Regions from separate parts of the Homo sapiens genome. Here region 2 is linked to region 1. A link is a loop called in an ENCODE intact Hi-C map of the cell type or tissue named here. Cell type or tissue: PC-3. All regions are shown on one strand. Each heading gives the region's core, and the rest is flanking DNA. Links, peaks and the distances in the headings are about the cores only.

Region 1 (10,799 bases), core at 3,057-7,056:
TTAAATTCTTTGCTATAGGTCCAGTTATCCAAAGAGACCCATCTGTAGTTAAGGTCATTAAATCTGTAGTAAGAATCCTGTTGATACAAGGTAAAAATTATGGTAGATGGTTAAATATGCACAAATAAATTAATAAAACAAACATAAAATAAATTATTAACAACAGCTATTTATCACCTAAAAATTAACGAACTTTTAGCCTAGTAGTACAAAGAGGGGACAGATCGTTAATACTGAAAAATGTGAAGGGAAAATTCCAACAAATTACCTGAAATGAAATAATCCTCTGAGATATAAATAATACAGCTTCATTATCAAAGAAAATTGGTGGGCATTAAGATTGGCTTCCCCTTGGAGACAGGGTTTCACCATGTTGGCCAAGCTGGTCTCAAACTCCTGACCTCAAGTGATCCACCTACCTCAGCCTCCCAAAGTGCTAGGATTACAGGCATGAGCCATCATGTCCGGCCTACAGTTTATCTTGTGTACTAACCTGTTTCACTCTCTAAATGAGCAAAGTGGGAGATCACTGTCACGGCTGAAGTTACATGGCCAAGACAAACTATGGTCTGGGAGTCCCAGGTTCTCCTGTGTGGGCACTTTCCTGGAAGATGCTAAATGATAGGAAAATCTGGGTTTCATGTTTCTGTGTGGTCCTCACCTCACTTGACTTCTGCTCTTTCTGTTTGCTCTGGGCTTCCGTGCTCTCATTGATATAGTTCTCAGTTTTCCATTGGTCTGTATCCCATTCTGCCTTGGACATCTTTACTTCTTGCTGCTCACTGATGAATCAGGAGGCCTGTCCTGGAGATGAGCTTGGTATAGGCCAATTGCACATGGGTCTCAGAGCACTCCATCTTCAAGGTCCAGATAACATGAGAAATGAGTCTTCTCACATCATTATTGGGGATGAGGGGCCGTAGCTGCTGGTTTAGCTGAATTTCAAACTGATCACCTGGGGACGAGAGCAATGGGTAATTGAAGCTTTTGGGCTCGGGAGACAGGCCAGTGCCCATGTTGTTGTATTCCCATTGTGTTTCACAGTCTTCTCTAAGTTGAACGCAGTCTCAGCAGAATCTCCCTCAGGAGGATGGTTGTAGGTTGTGTTTTCAGAGATGGTGCCTTCTGGCATAGTAGTGTTTTCCATAAAAATGTTTTGTTCAAAGGCATTTCTTGCAGTGGTGCTTTTAAAACATTCTGATGGAGAAATACTTCCGGAAAAGGATTTTCCTGAAGACTCAGGTCTCCTAAAGATGAAAAAGCCCCTTGTGAAGGGGCATTTATGAGGCTTTTCACTGCAGAGAATGGAGGCCTCTTTGCAAGCAAAGTCTACTGAGAGAACTTTTCTGGAATGTACGATTGGTTTTAACTCAACTTTGCATTTTCTAAAACCAAAATGGGTAAGTCTTTCAATCTGTTTCTGACCACAGGTAGGGCTTTTGCAGGGGTGGAGATAGAAGGCACGCCCATGGAGAAGGGTTTCAGCAAAGAGAAGACTGCTGCCTTATGCTCTTGGTTGAACGAAGGCTTGGTATAGATGGCGTTTCCTGCTAACTTCTCATGCCCCTGCTCTATGTGAGGCTGTTCCAGCTCCCTTGGGGCTGGACTCCTGAGCCTTTTTTCTTTGGCAGCATTCTCCACAAATGCCCAGGCACCCTGTTCCTTCCTGTTGCTCTGCTTTCCCACCTCTTTGAAGTGACTTTTCTGGATGCTCCTTGGGCCCATGAGGATTCTGTTCACTCTCTGCAGGCTTTTGCCTACACTTTGAATCTTAGCCAGGCTGTTTTCCTGTGGTTGGACAGTTTCTAATTTCATGAGTTTTTGGATGCAGATTGAAGAGAGGGACTCTTTGTATGGTTTTTCGGAATACCCATCTTTCACATTTGAAAAAAACAGGTAACTATAAGGTTAGCTGTTGGCAGAGCTAGCAGAGGTTTTATTTTGGACCAAAAAAAAAAAGCAATTGAATTGTTTTGTAGCTGAAGGCATAGGCATGGGGGGTCCCCAGGTAGTAAACTACCCTGTGGGTGGGTTGAGGGCTAGGGCTGGGCCTCAGGTGGGTCTCACGTTCCCTGTGCTCCCTTCTGCTCTCTGGGAGAGTCGCAGGAGGGGCAGGCTGGGAGGGGCTGCCGCAGCTGTTCACTTGGGCAGGACGTCAGAGGACTAGGACACCAGCCTCCCATCATGGGTCTCGATCTTCTTCACAACCACTGCCCTGGTGGTGCTGGTGCGGCTGAAGGAGCTGGAGCCCACACCAGAGCCAAAGCTGGGGCTTGGGAGGCCCCCACAGGCCGAGCTCAGATCACCTGCATAACCACTGGTGGTCTTTGTATGGATACTCATGTTCTGCATCCCAGAGTCCAGCTGGCTCTCCTCGCCCTCCAGCAGCTTCCTGTAGGTGGCTATCTCGATGTCCAGGGCCAGCTTGATGTTCATCAGTTCCTGGTACTCAAGCAGTTGCCATGCCATGTCCTGCTTGGCCTGCTGCAGGGCGGCCTCCAGCTTGGACAGCTTGGCGTTGGCATCCTTAACAGCCAGCCCCCTGTGCTGCAGACATCTGTGATGGTGCCCTCCAGGGAAGCCCTCTGGCCTTTGAGGCCCTCAGTCTCAGCCTGGAGCTGGCTGATGTTCCGGTTCATCTCAGAAATCTCAGTCTTTGTACACTGCAGGTCATCCTCGTGCTTCCCAGCCAGCATCTGCAGCTCCTCATCCTTGATCTGGTACATGCTCTCAGCCTTGGCCTGGCTGCAGTTGGCGATCTCCTCGTATGGTGCCTTGACCTCAGCGATGATGCTGTTCATGCCCAGGGAGCGGCTGTTGTCCATGGGCAGCACCACAGATGTGTCCGAGATCTGGGACTGCAGCTCCTGGATCTCCTCTTCATACAGCTGCTTGAGGAAATTGATCTCGTCAGTCAGCCCTTCCAGGTGAGACTCCAGCTCTACCTTGTTCATGTAACCTTCATCCACATCCTCTTGATGAGGACAAATTCATTCTCCACCTCTGTACACTTATTGATCTCATCCTCATACTTGTTCTTGAAGTCCTCCACCAGCCCGGGCATGTTGCCAAGCTCCGCCTCCAGCTTCAGCTTCTCCTGGCCCAGAGTCTTCAGCTGCTGCCTAAGGTTGTTGATGTAGCTCTGGAACATGTTGTCCATGTTGCTCTGAGCCATCTTCTGCTGCTGCAGGAGGCTCCACTTAGTCTCCAGCATCTTGTTCTACTGCTCCAGGAACCATACCTTGTCTATGAAGGAGGCAAACTTGTTGTTGAGGGTCTTGATCTGCTGCTTCTCCTGGGTGCGCACAGCCTGGATGTTGGGGTCCACCTCCAGGTTAAGGGGGCTCAGCAGGCTCTGGTTGACTGTGATGGTGGTGATGCCACCCACGCTGCTGCCCTCACCATAGCCTCCGCCCAGACAACCTTGGAAGCTGCTGCTGCCCACTAGGGAGAAGCCTGAGGAGCTTATCTGGACACTGGGCCCACTTGTGTAGGAGTGGCTGCTGAAGGCCCGGGGCCCAGAGGTGGACACCTTGTAGGACTTCTGGGTCACCCTGATGGACATGGTGGAGGCAGGAGTGGGGGCAGGAAGGCCGAACCAGATAGAGATCCCAGAAGGAGTGGAGAAGCTGCTTCTTGGTCTTTTCAGTTAACTTTACCACATATCGTCTCATGACCGGAGGAATTTACAAGAGGGTATAACTTAGATTTATCCACATTTCTCATGACCTTCCCTGTGCCACCTGGAGGGCTGTAAGCAGGGTTTGCTTAGTGTAGCAAGTCGGCAACCTTGCTGTGGCACCTAGATAAGGGTTCAGGAATGCAGCTGCAGAGTATTCGGGGTAAGGGTCAGCTGCACTGCGGGGGCGGTTCCTGGGGCAGCTCGTCCCTAACAGTAACAACATTGATTCTACATCTTATAGATTTTTCTATGAGAAATAAGGCAAGACGTAATTTAGTGCGTCATTGATGTCTAGCTGCTCACTCCCAAAGCCTGACAAGTTGATGCCATTGCTGTCTGAGGCCGCCTCCAGCTCAGTAGTCAGCTCAGTGCTCGTGTGCTTCTTCCGGGCTTGTAATACCTTCATGAACGCTCCTTCTGGATTCCCTACAGATAGATGCTTCTTCAACTGTCAGGTAAGACACAATAAGTCTTTCTGAGTTTCTCTTATAGGGTTTAGCTTGTTAATTTCCTTATACTTTGTCCTCAAACTCAACTATCTTGTTCTTCCTTGCGCCTAGTTACCATAAACAGCCTACCCGCTTCCCGTCAGCTCTAATCAATAACTCACATCTGTTCCCTTGGTTACCTGCACCCCATGTTCCCCTGAAACTGCACATCTCACACGCTCCACCTCTGTCCCCCTCCCCTTCTATATTTAAAAAAATATGTACAAGTAGCCAATTGGGTCAGCTCAAACTGTGCAGTCCAACCCCAGCCCAAGGGGGAGTAGCACAGAGATAGGGACTGCGTTGAGGATAAAAACCCCCTGGTCTCCTTTGTTCTCTGTGCTCTTGCGATCTTGATTGACGCAAGTGGCACCCTTCTGCAGAAGTAAATTGCCTTGCTGAAAGAATTAAAAAAAAAAAAAAGATTGGCTTCCCCTTTTAAAACCAAACACAAAACCACCAGTATCAGCAGAGAATGAAAGACTGAATCTGTGGTGTGTAGCCAGCAGTCTCTCATTGCCCTGTGGTTCTCACTGTGCTGTTTGCGCCACTATCCCAGCCAGCCTCCAGGGGGAATACTTCTCTACTGCCCAAAAGTCAGCACAACTCCCTTCCGCTCATTGGATTCACTTAGCATTTCCAGTTATTTTTCACTTAGCTAAGTGAGCATGAAAAGGATCTCTACAGAGAATACACAGGCAGCAGAGATACTTCAAAACTTATTAACATCAGGTTTCTTATATTATCCTACCTCAGGTCAGCAAACTGCCACCCACAGGCCACATTCAGCTCACTACATGTCTCTGTGTGGCTAGCAAGCTAAGTAAGAATGGACATGTGCCCATAAATAAAGTTTTACTAGAGCACAGCCATGCCCTTTCCTTTGCAATTTACATATGGCTGCTTTGGTGCTATAGTGGCAGAGTTGAGTAGACATGATGGAGACCATCTGGCCCTCGAGGTCTAAAATATTTAGTATTTAGCTATTTACTGAACGTGTTTGCTAACCCCTGCCCAAGATGACTGGCCTCCTAGATGTTCATAGATGTTGCTCCATCTGAGTGTCTAGACCCAAGTCTGCCTCTTCATAAATCCTTAAGTCTTTCTTCTCCTACCCCCTTTCCACTCTTTTTACACTTTTTTTTTTTGAGATGGAGTTTCACTCTTGTTGCCCAGGCTGGAGTGTAATGGCGCAATCCCAGCTCACTGCAACTTCAGCCTCCCAGGTTCAAGCGATTCTCCTGCCTCAGCTTCCCAAGTAGCTGGGATTACAGGCATGCACCACCACACCTGGCTAATTTTTTGTGTGTTTTTAGTAGACATGGGTTTTCACCATGTTGGTCAGGCTGGTCTCGAACTCCTGACCTCAGGTGATCTGCCTGTCTCAGCCTCCCAAAGTGCTGGGATTACAGACATGAGCCACCGCATCTGGACTCTTTCCACTCTTTATCTCCCAGAGGAATACTCAAGACAGGAGGCAGAACAGAAAGTGGCAAACAAATCTTTTCAGTTCATCTATCCATGAACAATATATAGAAGGGAATTGTGCAGGCATGGAGGGGCTTCCCCTCCTTTGTCAGGGACAGATCCAAGTTATTTCCTTAGGGACCGTAACTCCAAGTCAAGAAGGAAAAGCCAACTCTGTCTAAGTTCCACACAGGTAAGAGCCAGATGAACACGTTAGGCTGGCAATGGCCAGTTAGGCAGTTGCCCAGGGCAAATCTGTAAGAAGCACTACAACATCAGTGGGAGTGTATCAAGATCAAGATAGGTATCTGCCAGAAACTGATCCAAACTGGAAGAAATATTTTGATAAGCTACTAGAGGAGAGAGTGACTGATGAGATTTAAAACAACACGTAATCACCAAACTGGCTTTTAAGGTCTGGTTAATGGTAAGGTTTTGTTCTGTTAAATGCCGTGTGCCAAGCCCAGCCAACTTATCTCCCACACAGGACTCGGCCTCTCCAATGAACAAACATGGAACACATATTTACAGACACAGGGTTGAAGAGGCACCTAATTATTAGCATGACCATGTCATTCCCCCAAGACCTATTTATAACTCTACACTGTGGACTTAGTCCAATACAGTTAAAAATATCATGAGAAGGAAGGTGTGAGAGCAATTCAGCCACAACACATCAACACACTAAGCCCGGGGGCTGGCTGATGATCTGGTTGACGGGGCACAAGTCCCCTTCCTTTCTCCCAGCTCCCTGAAGGAATCTGCAAGTTGGTTCAAGAGGGCAATCTTCCCAGATATATTTTTTCGACACAAACATAATTTATAGGTTAAAATTTTATCTTAAAGAGGCCAATCTGAAAAACCTAAATAATGTATGATTTCAACTATATGTCATTCTGGATGTTAAATAAAAATTACAGGAGGCCGTTGTTGACTGAGCTCCTATACTAGGCCTCAGCAGACCAGATCAAACCAAAACAGTCACTCATGCTAAGTACCACTTAATCAAACTGAAACTTTAACGAAGGAGGTAGATCCACAAACAGGGCAGTTTTTCCTGAAAACTTGAGATTCCTGTTCACCTGAGTAAGGAAGTCCTCTCTGCATTTTTTTTTTTTTTTTTTGAAACAGGTCTTGCTCTGCTCTGTCACCCAGGCTGGAGTGCAGTGGCACAACCATGGTTCACTACAGCCTCAACCTCCGGGGCTCAAGCAACCCTCCCAGCTCAGCCTCCTGAGGAGCTGGGGCTACAGATGTATGCCACCACTCCCAGCTAATTTTTTATTTTTATTTTTTTGTAGAGATGGAGATCTTACTATGTTGCCAAGGCTGGTCTCAAAATCCTTAGCTCTAGCAATCCTCCTACCTTGGCCTCCCAAAATGCTGAGATTACAGGCGTAAGCCACCACACTGGCCGGTTCTCTCTGCTTTTACCCTTTCTAGAAAAGTAACCTGAAGTAATCTGATGTTAATCAATCAGTTTTTTTCCTACTGTTCTGTTTCTTTGTTCCTTACAAAACCCACTATTCTTCCATGGCCCCATGAAAGTGCTCACTGTATTTTGTAGAATGGATGCTTTCCTGATTCATGAATCACAAATAAAAAACAATTTGATCTTTAACTACATTTGTTGTAATTTTGTCTTTTGACATGGAAAAGAAAAAACTATGGAGACAGTGAAAGGATCAGTGGTTACCATAGGTTAAGCAGAGGAGAAGAATGAATAAACAGAGCACAGAGAATGTTTATGGCACGGAAATTATTCTTTACAATATTGCAATGGTGAATACAAGTCATTATACATTTGTCCAAACCCACAGCATGTACAACCAAGAATGAACCCTAATGTAAAGTGTGGACTTTGACTGATAAAGATGTGTCAATGTCTGTTCATTGATTCTAACAAATGTACCACTCTGGTGGGGAATGTTGAAGAATGGGATGCTGTGCATGCAAGGAGGTAGGAGGTTATGTGAGAACCCTCTGTACTTTCTGTTCAATTTTGCTGTAAACCTACAAAGTCTACTCTTCCGGGGGAGAAGGGCAGCAGCGTGAGAGTTGGCTCTGAAGAGTGGTGAGTCAGAAGAGACCTCAGGCAGCAAGCGACTTGGGCCATGGCCTCTGACCTAGACTTCTCACCTCTGGAGGTGCCTGAGCCCACTTTCCTGGAGAACCTGCTATGGTACGGACTCTTCCTGGGAGCCATCTTCCAGCTCATCTGTGTGCTGGCCATCATCATACCCATTCCCAAGTTCCACGAGGTGGAGGCTGAACCATCTGAGCTCAGAAGTGCTGAGGTGACGAGGAAGCCCAAGGCTACTGTTCCTTCTGTGAACAAGAGGCCCAAGAAAGAGACCAAGAAGAAGCGGTAGAAGAGGAGGCCCGAGGAGCCAGACAGGCAGGGAGAGGGCCTTGGGGACAGCCCTCCTGGGAATCTATATCCTGTTCCCCCTCTCCATCCCAGGTTCAGGGTCTGAGGAGGCTGTGACACCCTCTGACCTCAGAGATCTAGACAGTCATGACAGTCCCCAGGCTCCAGCTGTGCAGTCCACCACTTCCTCTTCCTTCTGCTTCTGTGATGGTTTAGAGTCAAGGGGACTGAAACACACTGTGACTGTATTAGGAGGTTTGTTTAGAAGTTGGGTCAGCTCACAGAGTCACATTTTCTTACTTAGTCATGTGTCCAGCCTTGAGTCACCCCCTCCTTGTGAGTTTACATTACATTTTGGAGTCATTATCTAATGCTGACAAGCCCACCCTCTCCCATTATTTGTGCACTACAGATCTCCTGCTAATCAGTCACCTTTTTTGCTGCTGTGTAGACAGAGCCAGGCCTCACCTGTTTGTTTAGGCCAAAACGCCATGGCCATGCAATGTTAGTGATCCCACTAGCTGCGACAGCCAGGCCCAGAAAATGCCTGACATGAGAGCCAGCAGACAGCCCAGGCCAGGGTAGGCAGTGCCTGCTTCTGCTCTATCAGGTGCAAGGGATTTGGCTGAAGGCATGCATATTTCCTGGACACAAACTTCCTGAGCTTCTGAAATGGGAGGCTCATCAATTTCAGACCAACCTCTTTTCAACCCTTCAACCCATCATAGCACGTTCAAGGTGTGCCTTTTACTTCCACCTGTACATCCCCCATTCCTTCAATTCTTTCATTCCCTAACCAGAGAGAGTTCCTGGGGGAAATGTGGCGAATAAACTGCATGCATGCTGAAAAAAAAAAAAAAGAAAGAAAAGTCTACTAAAAATTTTTCTCTTACTAAGAGAAAATACCAAAAAAAAAAAAAAAAAGTTATAGAGGCTTAAATTACATTTAAAATAACTATTCCAAAGGCCAATCAACCAACCTAATTTGGTTCCAGGTTGGTCTGACCCTATTTGATCATACTGAAATTCTGAGCCTTATTTATAGCAAACAGCAGCTCAGGGTTACCTCTCATGACTAAGGACCCATGTCAGCCTGAGTTGTTAAGCAAACCCATGAACCCTAAAACAAATAAAAGTATCATTTGTCAACCATTTACTATACATCAGCCTCTAAAGTAGGCACTCATACACTCTTATCTTCATAATAAACACGTACAGTAAATACCATTTAATAGAGGAAGAAACTAAAGCTCCAAAAAGTGAAGTAGCTTTCCTGAGGTGCCACAACTAAGCAGAAGTATGTACACTGAGGAAAGAAACCAATCTAGTCTAACACCAAGGTCTGAATTTTTTGGACTATACTACAATGCCTCATGCTACATATACTTACACGTTTATACCAGCTGGTAACTGCAACAACAATAATAATAGTTAAAAGTTACTGCCTGTGACCCTAGTGGGGTAGGTACTATTATCATACCCATTTACCAACAAAGACTCTAAAGCTCAACTCAAATGGCTATTAAGTGGTGGAGGACTGACTCAGAACCAGGAAAGATGGCTCCAGGGTCCATATACTTAGTCATTACCTAGTACTACCATTAACATCACAACACCACCAATAGTTACAATGTCAGTGCTTATAAAGCAGCAGCCATGAAATAAACATGCCGTGTGTGCCTCGGCTAGTGATTTATAATTGATACTTACCATATTTACTATGTTTACTGTACATCAACAAACCATGTGTCATCAGAGCATGCAAATGACAATATCATCAGTCTCATTTTCTCAGTAAGCTTCTGGACTCCATCATTATACCTGATTATAGATACAGAGACTACTTAACCAGGTATAGCTTTTCCACTCCCCAGTTCTGCTTCAGACCAATGTCAGACTTTACCCCAGATACAATTACTTCGAATAGAATTAAATGGAGAAAGTTTTTTCAACTATCTTGTTTACAGGCGTTGTTTTCTTAGACACTTGGGCAAAAATAAATAAATAGATGTTAAGAAAACACTTATCAAAAACAAGCAAAATGTGGATTAGGATACATAATTATCTGGCAAACTGAGATAAAACGGCAGATAGGAGACAGGACTAACATGCAGCTCCCACTTGGATGAACAGAACAGCATGTGGAGACTCACACTGTGAATTTTTGCTCCAAGAACCACCACAGGAACATACCGGGAAAACCAAAAGAATTCAAGACCCTTTGAAACAAGTGGTTTGCCACTGCAAATTCTGTGAAACAGCCAAAAACTGTGAGTTCCCAAAGTGTGAGAGGGAAAAATGTCTGCCTCCAAACACACATCCCCTCTGGGAACCTGAAAATTCAGATCACGGGAGAAGGATTTAACCTTACCTAGAGCTGAAATGGATTTCAGGAGCCAAGCAAAATATAATAGTACCGAGAAAAGAAGCACCGGAAAGAGCGAGTCCCCAGCTTGAGTCCAGGGAAGCCATTCCTGGCCTATCTCACAGAGGTCTTTGGGGAAGGGAAGGCACCCAGCAGAACTGGAGGGGAGTCACAGGGTGAAGGAAGCTCCCGGCTGAACTTTGTAATATTTTCGACAAGCATGAATTTTCCTGAGCAGAATCCAGGAGCTTGGGGGTGGTGAACAGGAAGAACAGATATGAGCACAGCCAAAGGTGTGAGCAGGTGGGGAGGGGTGAGGCCTGAGAGCCATGTTTGCTTTCTCAGCAGGGAGGCTTATAGCCTGGGGCAAGATCTCAGTCCTGCTCACCGGCTGCCTGGATAGGAACTGATATAAAGTCAGTGCTG
Region 2 (10,799 bases), core at 2,914-6,913, 44 kb before region 1:
AAGGATTGCCAGCAATGATGAGAAACTGGAAGGGGCAAGGAAGAATTCTTTCCCAGAGCCTTCGGAAGGAACACAGCTCTGCCGACACCTTGATTTTGGACTCCAGCCTCCAAGACTGTGAGAAAATAAATTTTAAGATACTCAGTTTATAGTAATTTGTAATAATAGACCTAGAAACCTAATACAGAAGGAGACACACTTCATAATCTCTGTGCCCTCTCAATACAAAAATACACCTTGATTATTCCTAATTCCATATCTTTGGCTATGTACTTTTAAGGTCTTTAGAGAGCCAAGAGTAGCACTTAGAAAAAATTCCACTAGTATTATGTTGGTTTTTTGCCCTGTGCAATTTGCAAAGATGAAGACAGGAATTTAAGAAACAAAGAACAAAGTGACATTAAAAAAGAAAAAAAAAAACTGAAAAAGAAAAAAAAATCCCAATTGTTTTTCTAATTGTAGTAGCCATGGACAATCATTCACCTCCTCTGGCTTGGGAACTATGAAACACAAGTTTTAATTGATTGTAGAGTACTTATTATTACATCTATTTTCCTACAATAATTTAATTGGAGAATCTTGATCCCAGGAGCAAACGTACACAGCAACAGCCTTCTGCTGCTTTTAGCAAAACGATACCTTATACATAGAATACTTGAGAAATTCTTATAAAATAAATTAGGTGTAAGAGAAATATCAACTAATTGGTTTCCTGTTTTTCCATAAAGGCAAGCCATAATAAGCATTCAAAAATATGTATTAGTTCATTAAAACACGTTACCTAGTCAATTCAGTACAATCAATTAGTAGGATAAAAACACTCAGTTAACCTGGGCAGAAAATGGCAAAAACTGATTGGTCAGATTTTTTATTCCATTTACCCAGAGTATCCTCTACCATTCCCACTTATACACAAAACTTTTTCTTTTGTTAAAAAATCAATTTGGTTTCCCAAACTGATAAAGCTAACTCTCCCAGACTCACATTCTAAGGTCCCTCAGGCAATGATTTATTTGGCAGAATTTATGATATCCCAACATTTATTTTTTATTTTGTTATTTATTAATGTTTAAATTGCCTGTTGATATTTTCCCTATATTACCTCCCTTCTTGCTTAAACCATTTGCCCCAATGTCACTCAACATAAGAAAATTCTCAGTCATCAAGATATTCTGCCATGTTCACAAAGAAATGTAGTCGGCCCTTTCCTCTCTCTCAAGTGTCTGCATTCTTTTCATGATTCCATACATTTCTGCTGTATGGGCTGCATTCAAAATCTGTAACTTCCCCAGGACCTTTTGTCTGAGTCAGATATGCTGCTGTCTCCTGATATACTCAGTTAAAAAAAAAAAAAATCCTAAACACGTTTCTAAGCTCAGTGGAAGAGGAGAGGCATGAAACAAAGATATAAAACTGAAGCAAGATGGATTTCAATGAGGTATATTTAAAACAGAATTATTTTTGCATAAAGCAAGCCCAGGGTAACAATAAACAAGAGCAATAGAGGTGAAATAAGGAGGGGCTGGTGATGAGAAAACAGTGTTCAATGTCCTGTCTGACACAGTACCAAGTGCTGGCGAGCATGAGGAGCCTAGGCAAGTCTCATATAACCACTTTGGATGGCAGTTTAGCATAATCTACAAAGCTGAACTCATGCATCCTCCATAATCATGCCATTCCACTCCCAGCAGACATGCCGTTGGGGGCATATGTGCTCCGAGTGTTATATCAGTAATGTTCACAGCAGCATTACTTGGAATAGCCAAAACTGGCAACTACTCAAATTGCAACAGCAAAATGTGTAGTATAATAAAATTTTATACAACTTAAATAGACAAACTTACAGTTACACAGAACAATAAACAGCAGTCCCCCCTTATCTGCAGGGGATACGCTCCAAGACCCCCAGTAGGTGCCTGAAACTGCAGATAGTACCGAACCCCATATATACTATGACTTTTTCTGTCTGATAAAGGAGAAGGCTGCTGAGTGACTAACAGGTGGATAATGTATACAGCAAGGATATGCTCAACAAAGCGATGATTCATGTCCTGGACAAGACAGGGCAGGACAGCACGAGATGCCATCATGCTACACAGAACAGTGAGCAATTTAAAACTCATGAATTGCTTATTTCTGGAGTTTTCCATTTACTATTTTCAGACCACAGTTGACCATGGGTAACTGAAACCACAGATAAGGAGGCACTACTGTACCTAAATGTCAAAAACATAATGCTGAGCCAAATTAGCCACACACTAAAAAATACATGCTATATGGTTCCATGTACATAAAATTCAAAAAGAGACAAAAGTAACCTAGTGATGGATGTCAGGATAGTGGATCTTCGGGAAGGAAACAGGGGTCATTACTGGGGAGGCTCGCAGAAGGGAGGGGAGAGTTTGAGGTGTGAAGTGCTAGTAATTAATGTTCTGTTTCTTGAACATGTTGACAGTTACCTGAGTGTTCATTTTCTCATAATTCATTAAGCTTTTCACTTATGGCTTGTGTATTTTTCTGTATGTGTCATATTTCACAATAAATAAAAAATAAAATGTTGTTTGACCAAAACTCCCTAGCTTTCTTTCTCAGGCTTACTTTTTCACCCTAAAACTCCACTGACAAAAGTGTTTGCCAGTCTTATAGAAAGAAAATATACTTTAAATGGTCCTAGAGACCTTCAAAATTACCTCCATCCTCAAGCTGCATCCTTTCCTCCCATGTGTTATCTTTCACCACTATTACAACGAAAACAGAGCCCCCCATCCCAAAGTGAATCCATCCTCTTCTTATCTCCTACCTCCCAGAGACCTTGCCCTCTCAACTACCTCCCTGCTTTCTAACTCTTTTTAGTCTTTCCCTCGCTACTGGCCCCTTTCCATCAGGATTTTGCTGTTGCTTTCCATTCTCTTAATGGTATCCTTTTCTATGTTGAAATCATTGCAAACTTGTAATAAAGTTCCAACAATAATACAAAGAACTCCTATATATAATACAAAGAATCCAGAGACCCCCCCATTCAAGTTTTCATCAGTTGCCCCAATAACATTATGACAAAAAAGATCACTGCACTGCACCCAGTTCGTACATAGTCTCTTCCACTGTAGGACAGTTCCTCAATCTTTCCTTGACATTTTTGAAGATTATAGTAGATTGAAGACTGAAGACTGAAGACTGAAGGCCCTTGTGTCCTTTCAATGTGTCACATTATTATTGAGTACCTCCTTACTTCCTGGAACAGCAAGATATTTCAGGCTCCAGCTCGAGAATCAGTCATTTCTCCAAAGAGCCCTGATTGCTTTCAGCACAGAGTGGTATTCCAAATCAACATATGGGTCCTAAATCTACTCACTGCTACTAGAGAGCCACTCTTCCCAGGCGCTCTGAGAAAGGATTAGGAAATGTGTGAAAAGAACTAGGAAATGTGTGTGTGTGTGTGTGTGTCTACCCACACATACACATGCATTTACAAAGACATTTATTTCTCTGTCTACACATACTGAAAATCATAACTTCATACTATTAGCTCCAATTTGAATCCACTGTAGCTTTCCCCCCTTCTATGTTGATACCACCTTTCTCCATTCATGAAAAGGCTGGCTTCCACCACTTCAATATATTTACTTATTTGTTCAGTTGCCTATGTGAAGCCAATCTGATCCCAACTGGCCACCATTACCACCTGGTCTAAGCATAGTTTCCAATCAGACGCTTTCAGAAGAGTTGCCTATATTCACCGTCTTTACTTCCATACCTTGAGTCATTCCTCAACCCACTACAATTTGATTTCCATGCTGATCAAGGTGACCAGTAATCTCCTTGCCACCAAATCTAAAGAATCTTTCTCAATTCTTTTCTAACTTGAACTCCCTTGCAGCATTCAACACTCTGAACATTCTTTGCTTCTTAAAACACTCTTTCCCTCTGGTTTCTGTGACTCCCCACTCAAATTGGTTTTCCCTCCACCTCGTCAACCATTCCTTCTTAGATTCTTCTACTGGCTTCTCCCCAAACCCCAACCTTACTAATTATGACTGCCTGGGGTTCTGTCCTAGCTCTTTTCTCTGTGCCATCCCTGAGGTATTTCATCCGCTACCATGGCTACAATTATCTACATTCTGCTAACTTACACATCTATATCCTTAACCCACATGCAATCCCTAAGCTTAAGATCTATCTAATGAAACACCTATCAAATATTATTCCTTGGGTGTCTCTCAATCACCCCACACAAAACACATCTAACACTGAAATAATTTCCACCCAACCCCTTCCCCCAAACCTTCTCTTCTTTCTGAGTAATGTAACTCAATGAACAGAGTTGCCCTGCCTGTTCAGAGGCTGCCTGTTCAGCAGCCCAAACCAGCAGCTGAGGAACCATTCCTAACTCCTTCTTTTTTCCCACCCCCACATCATCAAGCCTGCTGAGGTTATATCCTAAATCTCTTTCAGATTTATTTCCTCAGCAGTTCTGTAGACCAACCAATCCTCATTTTTTGTCTGAATCACCACCACAGTCTTCTAACTGGTCCCCTACTCTTGCCATCCTTCCAATCTGATCTACACAATCTTTGTAAAATATGCATATAATCCTTACCCCCTCCTTAAAATCCTTCCAAGAATCCTGGCAGCACTCAGGACAGTGCTTCTTCCTTCACGTGGCTCACTAGGCCCTGCAGGACTTTGTCCTAGCTACTTTTACAACACCATCTCTTGTTCTTCAACTTCAAACTCAACCACAACTGCATTGAAATTTCTTTCACTTCTGCAAACACACAACATCCTTTCTAGTCCTTGGGCCTTCACGTTCTTTTCCCTCCGCCTCTTTGCTACATTACTTGGCCAAATTCTACTTATCCCTCAGGACACAGGCTCTGGGAATCTTCCCAGAATGCCCCTGCTCTGCACTTCCATGGCACTCTCTACATCTCTAGAGTGCTAATATATTCCAATGGCTCATTTAATGATTGAACTTCCCAATCAGATCATTAGTTCTACTAAGGTCTCAGAGAGAAACAGAAACAGTGTCTTAGTCACAGCTCTATCACCAGCACCTAGCAAAATAGCCAAAACACAGTAGGTGTGCCCTAAGTATTTACTGAATGAATCAGCCTCAAAAAATAGCAACTCTACGGCAGCCACAGCCAAAGAGCACATTTCACACACATGCATTAACTCAAGGTGTGGGGCAGTTAAACATCCTCCTTAAAGCAAACTCCTGTTGCTGCTCGATTCAAAGGCTGGCATCTTTATGTGTAATGAACAATAATACAGTCATATTAGCCTGAATGTAAAAGAATTATTTCCCTTAGAAAAAGACAGAAGTTCCTCTTCTTTCTCTGTAGTAAGTTGGAATGACTCATTATTTTTTACATTTTCATGAAAACAACACACAACAAACTCACTGTGTGAGACAGCACACATCCTCTCAGCCAAGAGGGGTACGACAAGAGTGAATGCTTTGGCCCTTAAGACGGGTCCAGGATGTTCTCCCTGTACATAACTCTGTGCATGTGTGCGTGCGCGCGCACACACACACACACACACACAAACACACATACACTCTCTTCCCCTCTCACACACACATACACACTCTTTCTCTCTCTCCCCTCCCCCCTTACACACACACACACACACACACACACACACATTCACAGTGTCTCAGAAAATACACAGCATGATTGAACAAAAGAAAAACAGAAAATGCACTCCTGAAGGACATATCTCCATCCTTAGCATGTTGTCTGGCCCACAGGAGAGGAAATACCAAATGTAAGAGGTGACACCAGCCAACTGTAAACACCGAAGCTGGTGTCTGGGAGAGGAGGAGATCTTTGAAGAGGGTTAATACCATTTCTACTAACTATATGCCATGACTCTTATAAGCCAGATCCAAGCCATCTCGTTCTTATTGTCCCTATTTTACATATTTTGAGATTAAGTAAGTAGCCTATAGCTAATAAATAACAAAGTGCAGTTCTTTCCAATTCCTAGTGCTATATCCTAAAATGGGTAAAACTGAAAAATCAGAAAACACCAGTAGAAGCACCTTATTCAGAAAAATGAAGAAGAATGTCAGAGGAAATAAATAAAAGTTAAAAATGGTTGGTTCTGGGGAGTAGGAAGTAAGAATAGGAAGTGATGGGCAAGAGGTCTTATTTTTCATATAAACTTACTAGTAATATTTGAGTTTTAAAATTACACATGTATTATTTTGATATAAGGTACAATTTTAAATCATAGCAGGAGACTACTTATTGACAAAATAATATCTAAAGTATGATCCATTTAAAAATATAAGGCCGGGCGCAGTGGCTCACGCCCGTAATCCCAGCACTCTGGGAGGCCAAGGCAGTAGATCACTTGATATCAGGAATTCAAGACCTGCCTGGTCAACATGGTGAAACCCCATCTCTACTAAAAATACAAAAGTTAGCTGGGCGTGGTGGCGGGTGCCTGTAATCCCATCTACTTGGGAGGCTGAGGCAGGAGAATTGCTTGAACCCAGGAGGTGGAGGTTGCAGTGAGCCAAGATTGCACCATTGCACTCCAGCCTGAGTGACAGAGCAAGACTCTGTCTCAAAAAAAAAAAATATATATATATATATATATGTGTGTGTGTATATATATGTATGTATATATACACACACAGAGAGAGAAGCTTTTGAATGCTGTTACTAAAGATGATCTCTGATGGGTGGGGACACAAGAGTTTTGACGGTTTCTTCTTTTCCCATGAAGATCTGTATTACTATTTTTAAAAGAAATAAAATTATTTCACAAAATATTTTAAATTACTTACTTACCTTAGCTGATTTTTCAATATTTAAGCCTCCATCCAGTTCAAAAAGAACAGTCATGTTGTACCCAGTCTGGTTTCCATGTCCATGAGGCCACCAAGTTTCTACAGTAATATTCTTTTAAGAAAATTTAAAAGTCACTCTAATATGTCATATTTTCAGCAAAAAAGGCTCAAAGCATTACATCAATTTCTCAAATAGTCAAGTACAAAACTCTAGGTTCTAAAACAATGTAAGTCTCCCCACCTATATTATGCCCAATCAGACCAATTCATTGATAATATTTAAAAATCAGCATGCTGGGAATCTAGCATGGATCAATACATCAAAAGCAAAAGGAAAGAACAGAATAACATGAGTGTTCAGAAAAACAACTCTCCCTATCCCTAACACCGAGCTTACATTTATTCCACATTCTTAACACTTAAAATGGGACTCTGAAGTTGACTCTTCTTTCAAGCCAAAAACTAAAAATCATTTTGAGTTCTTACTTTATCTCAACAGCTACTGAATGTTATTTTGCTCCACCTTTTTCAGTACACAATTATCAATTAGAGGAATAGAAAAAAGAAAAAGAAAAGATAAAAATAATCCGTTCTACCTTGATATATGAAAGATCATGAGTTTAGAATTAAAATTGTGCATGTAGAATAAGTATCAATAATCAAAATAATTGACAAGTATCAAAAATAACCACTGCTATTTAAATATAATCCATAGAATGTATTTTGGCTTTAGGATACTACAAATACTACAGAAAATTAAAATACAATGATAAAAATAAAATGAGAGAAAGAATTGCCAAATTAATAATATATTCTCTATTTTCTTAATCTTAAAGTTTGGGAAAATCATTCTTTAGCTCATACTCACAGAAAATATATGAGAGACTAAAATAGAGAAGAAAATGACAAATATAAGCAGAGAAAGTAGAATTTTCTTTCATACTTAGTCCCTCCTTTCTAATCATTTCTTTAGCACAGGTATTGCTTTTCATCCAGTGCTTCTCAGGAAGTACCATCATTTACCTTGCTAATGTTCACAAATAGCTCAACAATCCTTTTCCCAGGTTGAAGTTCAATGCTGTATGTCTGTTGTGTTTGCAACTTAGGGATGGCTACGATCACTTGACCACCAACTGGCTTTGAGCTGACAACATCAAATGTAGACTCTATTTCCAGATTCCACTCCTGGGCACTCTTATCTAAAATATAAAAAGAAAAAGAAATATATATATATATATATAATATGCTAAGCATTATCACTGCATTTCTCAGGATTCATTGAAGGTAAGACTAAAGCAGCTTCAAACCCAGTATGTGCTCCACAATGCTGTCATAATCAAAACTTCGTGGAAATTTTCTTTTAATCTTCAGTTTAATCCTTCATTCTGAAGAAGAATAACAAAAATGGTATATTTTACATAGACTTCCACTCTAAAAATGTTATGATTGTAAGTCATAAAAACTTTATGGAGCATAAACAGAAAATGACAAATGGAAAGATAAAATAAATTTTCCAAGAATAATACACATTTGTTCCTTTTTAATTAAGTAAAAATACTTTATAAAGTAAAAAGTAATAGTATTTTACTTTATAATGTAAATGGGTTTTAAAGTTATGTAATAAGGTATAAATTTATATGTATTAAAATTAATCAAATGTGAAAAAATAAAGTTATACTTTAAATGTAGATAATTTATCCAATAAATATTTCCTGAGGACTTTCTATGTGCCATATACTCTGCTAAGTGATGGGAATTAAATGGTGACCAGGATAAACATGGCCCCTACTCTCATGAACTAAAAGTCTATAGACAAATTCAAAAGCATAATAATATCAGGACAGGAGAAATAAAAGGTTGTCCTGAGAAATAAAAACAGGACATCAGAAAGCACAGCTAATACAGAGAGGGTGAAGGAAGGCTTTCTCTCTTTTCTTTTTCCTTTTTTTTTTTTTTTTTGACACAGGTTCTCACTCTGTTGCCCCGGGAGTCACACAATCATAGCTCACTGTAGCTTTGAACTCCTGGGCTCAAGCAATCCTCCTGCCTCAGCCTTCTGAGCAGCTGGCACTATAGGCATGTGCCACTCACCTAGCTAATTTTCTTTTTACTTTTTGTAAAGATGAGGTCTCACTTTGTTGTCCAGGTTAGTCTTGAACTCCTGGCCTCAAGCAATCCTCCAGCCTCTACCTCCCAAAGCACTGGGATTATAGGCATGAGCCACCATGCCTGGCCAAGGAATGCTTTCATTAGAAAGTGGTATCTAGCTGAGACCAGAAGGATGCCTCAGCTAAGTACAGAGGAAGATGATAAGGATTCTGGGCACAGAGAAGCATGTGAAGGCCCATGAGTGAGACAGCAATGCCATAACAAGGAAAACAAGGAACTTGGGCAATAACAAAATTGATGAGGGGGTCAGCATAATTGAAAAGTTGAGCACGGTCCAAATGACACTGGGTCTTTTCGAACAGGTAAGGAGTCTGGCAATTTCACCCCAGATCAATGCGGAGTCATTGAAGATTTTTCATCAAAGAGCATGACCAGATCTGCATTTTATAAGAATTGCTAAAGGTCCCAGCACAGTGATATACAAGGATGAATATGAAAGAAGCAGAAAGATATAAAATCTCTCTGTGTACAAAAAGCCCCAGAAAATGCCACTTGGAAAAGCCAGGAACAGAGAGGAGGCAAAGAAGAGTGTTGATCAGAAAGAAGAGAAAACAAGACCGAAGAGGAGAATTATAGGGAAAGAAGAAAGATGAGGGATGAACTTTGGGTGCAGAGTTTGGGGTTGTCAGAATGTTTCGAAGAGGTTTTGAAGTAGAGTTTTATATACGCGCAGTATGACTCTGTCCTCCATTTCCTGTCAAATTTATATTGTTTGTATAATGTCTCCGGGTTTGGTTTTGTGTTTAGTTTTTATTTTTAAACAAGATAGAGCACTGGGACAGACTTGGGACAAGAGCTGGGTGGAAAAACAGACCGTTTTTTAAAGTTACGCAGAAGAAACTGGTCATGAGATCTCAAAAAAGCTTGGAGGTACAGGGGGTTAGAGTCAGCAAAAAAAGTTCTCATTCTTTGCTGCCACAGAAAGAAAGGAGAAGAGCAGTGACTGTGCAGAGGCATTTAAGTTTCTATGATTCGTGGCAAAGTATGGAGGGAGTTCCTATTTAGTGGCTTCTATTTTTCTCCAAAGGAAGGGGAGGGGGAAGGCTACTAGCTGAGAAGTATCTTAGAGACCTTTCTCCTACAAATAAAGAAGAGATTAATAATCATGGCTTTGCTGCAAAAGAAAAAAAAAAAAGCTAGGTTTCTATGCTGATCAATGACAAAAGACGTTATAACCGGCACTGTTTACAACTGTAGGAGCACACCAGGCCTGTTCTAAAGATGACCCCAGCACAGTTTATCATTCGCATCTCCCATCAGCCAAAAGCATAGATTTGATGCACATTGAAGTAAAATTAATCCTGGACTTAAGAACTATTTTTGTTTATTAAGTGATTTATTCTGAGAAATACTAGTCGATGAGCTCTGAGTTAGGTTTGTTCTGATCCAGTTAATTTTGCAGGTTACTTACCGATAGCCTCCAGGTTTTGAATCTATCAGCTGGTAGATCACCTAGTCTGCTCGCTCACCAGTGTTTAATTTCCTCTATTCAATAGGTTGTCAAACTATGGTCTTTGGGACAAATCTAGCCCACCTCTTGTTTTTATAAATAAACTTTTATTGGAACACAGATGTTATGGACTAAATGGTGGACTCTTCCCCTAAAATTCTTATGTTGAAGCCCTAACCTCCAGCTTTTTATGAAGTAATAAGGGTGGGGCAGTAATCTGTTAGGATTGCAGCCTTATAAGAAGAGGAAGAAACAGATATCCGTCTCTCTCTCTACTATGTGAGGACATAGCAAGAAGGCATCTGTCTGCAAGCCAGGAAACGAGCCCTCACTGGAAACCAAATGGGCCAACACCTTTATCTCGGACTTCCCAGC

Evidence for each region. Peaks named below come from ENCODE experiments on the same cell type or tissue, not always from the same donor. Only the 100,000 strongest peaks of a DNase experiment are listed, where the experiment ranks them.
Region 2: a loop joins it to region 1, with 1.9 times the contacts of the local background. A loop is called at or near these places in 3 of 110 quality-filtered maps.

What each region holds. Positions count from the first base shown.
Region 1 is chr4:102,726,607-102,737,405 of GRCh38, forward strand. It overlaps MANBA (mannosidase beta), which reads right to left. Exons shown (of 17, transcript NM_005908.4): 2 at 1-77. It also overlaps the pseudogene LRRC37A15P, the pseudogene KRT8P46 and the pseudogene LOC100288914. Among named protein-coding and RNA genes, the nearest start is that of MANBA, 29 kb to the right of the region's middle. RefSeq lists enhancers at 2,876-3,870, 7,958-8,007. In PC-3, for the core only: a CTCF peak has its summit at 4,771 (motif pointing right); no DNase peak of the experiment used is centred there.
Region 2 is chr4:102,682,768-102,693,566 of GRCh38, forward strand. It overlaps MANBA (mannosidase beta), which reads right to left. Exons shown (of 17, transcript NM_005908.4): 6 at 7,829-8,004; 7 at 6,807-6,917. Among named protein-coding and RNA genes, the nearest start is that of MANBA, 73 kb to the right of the region's middle. RefSeq lists an enhancer at 4,943-4,992. In PC-3, for the core only: no CTCF peak of the experiment used is centred there; a DNase peak (open chromatin) is centred at 5,124; H3K4me3 peaks cover 346 bases; H3K27ac peaks cover 1,494 bases.